Linked DNA regions of Homo sapiens: all the other regions are linked to region 1. A link is a loop called in an ENCODE intact Hi-C map of the cell type or tissue named here. Cell type or tissue: dorsolateral prefrontal cortex. All regions are shown on one strand.

Region 1 (2,500 bases):
CTTCAGCCTCCTGACGGGTGCCTGCCACCACACCCAGCTAATTTTTGTATTTTTAGTAGAGACGTTTTTTCACCATGTTGGCCAGGCTGGTTTCAAACCCCTGACCTCAGGTAATCCGCCCGACTCAGCCTCCGAAAGTGCTGGGATTACAGGCATGAGCCACCGCACCTGGCCTAAAACTTTATATAGTAAAATTAAATTGAGAACATGACATTCTCATGATTATATAATAGTGTAATAATAATTTTAATATTTATGATGGTCTCTGAAAAAGTGAAACAAATGGTAAGGTTCTATAGTTTGGATCTAATGTCCTCTAGCTGCTCTCGTTTCATAATGCCCATGTTGCAATTCTGAGTCCATTAGTATTTATTACCAAAGTCCATTTTTAGTTTTCTTTTTACTTAAACTCTTCAGAAACAAGGCGTTTTATAAATCCAAGTGGTAATAGCGTTTTAATTCTTCTTTTTAGGGATATAAGGGAATTACCTCCTTCTTAGTAGATCGTGATACTCCGGGCCTTCATATAGGGAAACCTGAAAACAAATTGGGGCTCAGAGCTTCTTCCACCTGCCCGTTAACATTCGAAAATGTCAAGGTGGGTATCGTAGACTAATCAGTAAAAGACTGATGCGAAATAAGCCTTGCATGGAACCACAGGAGGTGTGCAAGACAGGTGTCAAAATACTAAGTGGCTATAAGCACACGCAGGAGAGTATTTTGTAAAACCCTGAACAGCGCTCTTTAGTCATGACCAGATAAATGTACTTTTCACAAAAGTGGAAACCTTTCTGCCAAGAAGCTGTCCTGGGAAGCAAGTGCCAAGAATTCATCCCATTTATGTTTTATAACTTATGTGCTTCTGACCACGTATACTTTATAAGCTTGAGACTTGTGAACCAAATGGGGCCGCAGAGAAGGAAGTCTGGTGTCAGTGCACTAAAGGCCACAAGATGGGGGTGTTGCTCAGTGAGAGCGGAAACAGCCAGGCTATTAAACGTGAGCAGCAGAAGATCCAGATAGTTAGTGCTGATGCTGGAGAACTCCCTGTAGGTGGGGCAGGTGGTGTCGGCTTTTCCACCACTCATCACAGAGCTTGATCTTTTTTTTGCATGGCTGTGGGGAGTGAGGGGGAGGATGTCTTTACAGATGTCACTGGGGCCTCATTACTTCACCCCAACTGTTTTCCTCATTCTTACTTTCCCATTTCTTTCTCCATTCTTCCCTGCTCTCTCCCCCAACTACCCATATTACAAAACTAAGTATAGTTTTTTATTATTCTTAATTCTTTATTTTTTTAAAGTATGAATAAGCATTTTAGTCTGTTTCTTCTCTCTTCCTCTTTCTTGTGCATACACCTGTGTACACACATGCACACACACATATACCCCACCGTTGATTTTTATGAGGGTGAATGGTCTCAACAGCAGAAAGGCTTACTACACTTGTTTTTGCAAGTATTTGCAGATCTTTGTAGTTCCTAATATGTTATCTCACACTGTAGCCTACAGATAAGAATTGGGGGGGAAAAGTATTAATTTATGTTATTGATGAATTCTATGAGATTCCCTTACTCTAGATTCACTCATCCATTCAATACCTGTGCAAGGCTCTGGAGGATGCAATCATGAACAGCATGGACTTGAGTCCTTTTCCTCAGAGAGCTGTGGAAAAACAGCGTAGAGGGAGACACAGATGCCGGCAAGTTCTGTGAGAGGGCTAGCACACGAATTGAGAGTCTATGTGTACTTACAAATATATAATCAAAATGAATCATGGAAAATGAAACTGAGAAATAAGTGCACATTTGTATTTTCAGGTTCCAGAAGCCAATATCTTGGGACAAATTGGACATGGCTATAAGTATGCCATAGGGAGTCTCAATGAAGGTAGAATAGGAATTGCTGCACAGGTAAGTCAGATTTAAACTCTTCCATGATGTGAGTCAATTAAACTGTGAAAAGAAAAAAATGCAATGAGACCAATGAATATTTGGAAGCTTATGGACACAAGATGGCACCGTTCCCTTACATGAGGGATAGAATGGCTTATTATTTCTTTCAAATTCCCTTTTGGTCAATTATGTAAGTGTCCATAGAACCAAACAATGGCTTGGTGGTAACAGTGTTTCTGCTTTGAGAACATTAAAGTATTATCTAATACCTGAACCGATAGCTTTTCAAATGTATTGTAAATTAAATATGGCACTTTAAAAAAAATCAACTTTTCAAAGCATGAAATTCATTCTGGAAGGAATTTTTTACATTAAGAATAAATAATATTCCTTCCACTGTGTAGTAAAGATATCTATAGTTAATAAAAGATTTGTTGCTTACTGTTTTGCATGTGAAAACTGGGCAAGTTTTTTGGCGGCACATGAAATAAAATAGCCACAGTTAAGTAGATACATAAAATGAGAACTATTCAAAATTTTTTTTTACCAAATTTGGCTTTTATAATGCATATTGCATTTTTCTATTAAGTAATATCAGTTATTTTC
Region 2 (2,500 bases), 340 kb after region 1:
CCCTGTGAAACCCTGGGCCCACGTCTATTTCCAGCCATCCCTGCTCCCAGGAATCACGCCATTCCTCCACAGTTTAGGTACCCGGCCTTGACCTTTACCCCAGCAATTCCATCCAGGTATTTCAGAATGCTTTGCAACATGCAGGTGGCTTCTTAGGAGTGGGGGTATTTGCCAACAAACCAACCATGAGCCTGCATCCAAAGAAAGCCTTCTACAGCCACATGAAGACAGTGTGATGCTCTCGATGCTTGGGAAGGCCTCGCAAGGCACATGGGGGCAGTGATTGAAGGAGTCAAAGAGAATTTCATCTGCACACATGGTGGCGGCTAGCTGTCCAGTGTGCAAATCCAAAGACGTCTCCAGTTACACCTATGCTTCCCAGCCCTTCTTTCCTCCTGTGATGGAGTTAACCCCTCCCTCCCCAGTGGTCCACAAAACAATAGGCTTTCCCAGTTGTTCTCAAGAGCTCCTCTCCCCATCCACCTGAGGGCTCCCAGCCATAAGCCCTCTACCTGAGGTCTCAAAGGGGTCTGGAAAGGCTCTGGGCAAGCCGACAGCAACCGATGTGAAAATAGGTGGTTCACTCGCACACTCAGCTCCCCATCTGGTCCACTCTAGTTATTTATTTCAAAAATCTGAAAGCAGCTTTTTTATACACAAGTTTCCTTATGTGGGGAAAATGTATGTGAATGACATTTGTTCTCATTGGGGTGGAATTGAAGATATCTTTAGGTGTCACTTAATATTCAGTGCTGAAAGGGCCTTTTCACCCTTAACTAATTTTTCTAGGATTTCTATGGGACCAAAGTGGGCAAGGGGACAAGTATATTTGGTTCTGGGGGGCTCTTATCTCCCAGCATCGCCTTGCATTGACTCCTTTCAAAGTAGAAAACCCTCCCAGTCTGTTATTTCTAGAAGGAAGCCTTGCCTTTATCATCATCTCACTACCATAATCACCATCATTATCATCACCATCATCATCACCATTATCACCACCACTATCATCATGATCACCATCATCATCACCATCATCATCGTCATCACCACCATCACCGCCACCACCATCATCATCATCCTCGTTGTCATCATCATCAACATCAACATCATCTTTTACTAAAGTGAGAGATAGGGCCAAGTCCATTGAACTGTGTACCTTTAATTCCGACAAGCTTTCCCTTCCTCTCACTTTCTCCAGCACTTTTCTGAGCTTCTGGTATAACAAGTTTTAGAATTTGATTACAGCACCATCTACTGGGTACTAGACTTCCCATTTTTCTAGGCCTTTCCTATACGTTGATGTTTGCTTCTTCTTTCTGTTTTTCCTCCGCTCTCTCCTGCTTTTTCCCCCATGAAAGTAACAATTGTTAGTTTGAAAAGGTTCCATCAATTAATTCCTAAAAGTGAAGCTCTTCTAAAATGAGGAAAAGCTTAACATCCCTTGCCAATAAATACAAAGACAATGGCCGATGCTTACTGCAATGCATTTCATATAATTATTTCCCACGATCAATAATCTCATCAGTAGGCTCAGTGATGGGGACATCACGGTAATGAATGGCTGGGTCCAGCGGCCATCAGAAGTGCTGTCCTTATCCCTGTCACCTCTGAGCTGCCCAAGGGCATGACGGGAATCAGGGCTCTGCCTGGCCAAAGGATTAATCATAGTTATCCCCAACTCATATTCGTGTAATTTGCCTTCCTAATGCAGCCTGCCCTGAATTGATCAGCATGGATTTCTTGCTGCACAATAGGCCACTCTTGTGGTGTAGAGAAGAGTGAGAAGGACTCTGTGTACATGGCAGGGAAGGGTCAAATTGGATTAGTCACGCTCAGGAAGTAACAAAAACTGAATCACACCAGACCACTGCTGAAGCATGTTTCTGGAAGCCAGGCTAGAACTTCTGGGGACTTTGGGAAGGGAAGGAGAGACGGCTCCATGCACTCACAGTGTTCTTTAGGGGCCAGGCAGAGACGTGGGCCTCCCCGTCTCAGTCAGGGCCACAGGAGGAGCAAGGAGCAAGGACAGCAGGAAAAGGGACTTTCTTGTTGTGATCTTTTAATTCCCAGTTCCTAAAGGGCACCTACTGTGCTTTTCCAGAGACCTTTAAAAGAAAAGTCCCAGGATTTGGAACTCTGAGGTGCTGCCTACTATGGAATATGCAGGGATGGAGGCCATGGCTTCACAGTTGCAACTGAGTGGCTCAAATCAAATGCAAACCGCAGGATCCTTCCTTTTGCCATAGCAAAGGCTACTTAACCTCTCCATTTCTTTCACTCTGGATGTAGTTGTGGTGGGTAGTAGGGAAAAGTCTCCATCCATGGAGTATTTCCTACTCTTAGACAATGTTTCCCAAGTTTGGCCTGGCTGGTCCATTTGGGGATTGGATCTTACTGCTCTCCACATACTCTGAACCTTTTCTCACCTCAGTGCCTTTGCATAGGCTGGTCCCTCTGCCTGGAATGCCTTTCTCTCCGTTCTTTCCCTGTAAAACTCAGCTCA
Region 3 (2,500 bases), 89 kb after region 1:
TCAGAGGGAGACATCATTGGCAGCATTCCTGGTGGCATCGAGAAAGATGGGAGAGAACTTTCCAGGAAAGTCCCAGTAAAGAGCTTGTGTAGCATGTGTAGGTAGCACAGTTTCCCCAGGATCACAATTCCAGGCTTTTGTCCATTCTGCCTTCAAAGCAAGGACCTGCAGGTCAGAAGAGGTGGGTGGTAAAATGAGGCCATCAGGACCAGGGCAAACCCTCTATGTTAATTGTGGGGGCCTCCAGCCTGGGAGTTTTGCAGCTTTGGCTAGAAGCCTAAGCAGTCCCCACCCCGTCCATGGATAAGGAGGTGGGCTGTGCCAGGAAGCTGCTCCAAGGAGAAGGACCGTAGTATGGCTATGGAGGGAAGGAAGCAGCCTTCTCTTAGATGAAGTACTGAAAAATATGGAAAGCTCCCCTCCTTTGGGAAGCGCCTTGCTTACTGACTTGTGTGTGTGCACAAACGTGTATGTGCTTTGTGTGTGTGGTGGGCCTGGGGCAGGTGAGAATGCCATGCCAAGCACTCCTGTATCAGGCCTCATGCTTTTGTGTAAAAGTTGGGTGTTAATCACTGGCATTCTCCAGTCCCCTTCTGCCCTCTTGGCTCCTTGTCCCAAGGGTGGGTGGTGTAGAGACCCGCTCTCACAGCCCATCTGCCTGAGATTAGCCTGGGAAAGGTCCCCCAAAGGTCCTATTCCTTGGGCTCCTTTAGGTTTTGTAAAATGCAGCATCAAAAGATCTCAGATTTCATTAAACTCTTTAAAAACAGCTTTTGGGTATGATCAGGCTATCTGAAGGTCCCTAATCAAGTGGGCCAATTCTCTGTAAGGGAACTGTGAATCCATTCATTCATTCATCCATTCATTCATTCGTCTCACTCAGGCATTCAGGCATTAATACAAGCGTTTCCTGAGCACAAGCATTTCCTGAGCACAAGCGTTTCGTCCGCTGATCGGCCGGCGGCGCTGAGTCCTGGGAAGACGAATGAGGCAGGCCCGTTCCCTCCTTCCCTCCCCGAGTCCTTCCTGGAGAACACCTAGCCTGAGGTTAGGACCGGCACCTAAAGGATAGAACGAGACGGGGACCACAGAATGGGCCCTAAAACAGGCAGGAAAAGCGGGAAGGAGGATGACAGGCAGGCGAGACCACTTCCTGTCGTGGCCAGGTAGAGATCAGCAGAGATCTGAAGGCGATTTCACCCACTTCTTCTCCCGGGATCCAGAGAAAAAATGCTTTTGTTTTCTAACTGCGGCGGCGAAGGGCGAGACCTCAATGGCTTTTAAACGTCCTGCGCCGGGACAGCGGTTTCTCCAGCGGAACCTGCAGGCTTGGTTCAGAGGCTGTCCCATAGAGGGCGCTGTCTGCCTGACTTTGAATGGAGTCGTGAGCGCAAGAACGCTGGCAACACCTCTCGCCAGACGGCGAGTAAAGGGCTGAGTCCGCGCCCAGACCCGACTCCCACCAGCTTTCTCGAAGGGGAAGGGAAAGATCTACTCAATACATCCCGCTTTTCAAGCCCAGCAATCCCTAAAACTGAGAGGATGGGCTGAGAGTGCTGACACTGGAGAAGCTCCTCTCCCGGGCCAAACACAAGCACATAACAGCGCCCCTGCGCGCCCCTGGGAGGGGAGTCAACCGGAGAACTTGGGGCGACAACCGGAAAGCCGGGATCCGGTAGCCGCACAGCAGGGATGCGGGCGGCTGTCCCGGACTCTTCTCCCGCCACACTGGGCCTGTCCCCTCCCCATCTGAGTCTAGCGCTGGAGTTGTGATCAGCCACGAGTCCCCCTCCCCAGACTGAACCCTCAGCATTCCCAGTTTAAAGTCGACTTTCGTGCGTCAGAACTCTAGCCAAGTTTGCATGCGTCTGCGCTGAATGGCGAAGCTCCCAAAACACACAGGCATACACGCCGGGGTCTCTCCACGCATACTCGGCCGCGTGGCAGGCTGTGTGCAGGCGGTGCCCACCCAACCCTCATAGACCTACGTGCATCGAGCTATTTCTGCGGTTGGGGGAAAATGACCTCTGGGTATCCAGCAGCGATTGGGCGACCTAGGCCCAGTTTCCTCCTCTCTGGGCGCGGGTTTCCACTTACAAAATCCAAGTATGAGACCCACCCTGCTGGGGTCTCAGGGCAGTGATCCGTTCCAACCCAGATTTTGGATGGCGTAGCGTTTTGCATTCCAGTAAAGCCCTGTGTAAACTCAAGGGAGTAATAACAGTAATTGTTTATGGAAGCGCCATTTACGTTTCCAGATTTCCAAAGCAAAAATGGGGTTCGCTGCTGTAGATGAATGCAGAAAGAAACATTACATATGCCCGTCGAGATTTGGTGGGGGAGGGTCTGACGCCCCAGGACCGAAAAACAAAATCTACCTCTCAAGTGGGGACCCCACACGATCACGTCTGCCAATGCAGGGCGGCCTTGAATTAGGCGAGGCTCAATCTAACGAAAAAGAAAGCGGTGGGGAGGTGAAGGGATCCCAAAAAGCCCTCGT

The links. Peaks named below come from ENCODE experiments on the same cell type or tissue, not always from the same donor. Only the 100,000 strongest peaks of a DNase experiment are listed, where the experiment ranks them.
Region 2: it touches region 1 in a loop (9-fold over the local background); 24 of 110 quality-filtered maps call a loop at or near these places.
Region 3: a loop joins it to region 1, with 4 times the contacts of the local background. A loop is called at or near these places in 27 of 110 quality-filtered maps.

What each region holds. Positions count from the first base shown.
Region 1 is chr10:123,042,574-123,045,073 of GRCh38, forward strand. ACADSB (acyl-CoA dehydrogenase short/branched chain) reads left to right here. Exons shown (of 11, transcript NM_001609.4): 6 at 473-598; 7 at 1,820-1,912. Among named protein-coding and RNA genes, the nearest start is that of ACADSB, 35 kb to the left of the region's middle. RefSeq lists an enhancer at 840-1,134. In dorsolateral prefrontal cortex, CTCF peaks have their summits at 976 (motif pointing right) and 2,034 (motif pointing right); a DNase peak (open chromatin) is centred at 968; H3K27ac peaks cover 906 bases.
Region 2 is chr10:123,379,658-123,382,157 of GRCh38, forward strand. All of the region lies in intron 6 of LINC02641 (long intergenic non-protein coding RNA 2641), which reads left to right. Among named protein-coding and RNA genes, the nearest start is that of LINC02641, 33 kb to the left of the region's middle. In dorsolateral prefrontal cortex, a CTCF peak has its summit at 1,249 (motif pointing left); no DNase peak of the experiment used is centred here.
Region 3 is chr10:123,131,813-123,134,312 of GRCh38, forward strand. No RefSeq gene overlaps it. Among named protein-coding and RNA genes, the nearest start is that of HMX3, 2.9 kb to the right of the region's middle. RefSeq lists enhancers at 1,025-1,134, 1,201-1,495 and a silencer at 1,575-1,664. In dorsolateral prefrontal cortex, CTCF peaks have their summits at 1,353 (motif pointing right) and 1,553; a DNase peak (open chromatin) is centred at 1,349; H3K4me3 peaks cover 1,141 bases; H3K27me3 peaks cover 2,500 bases.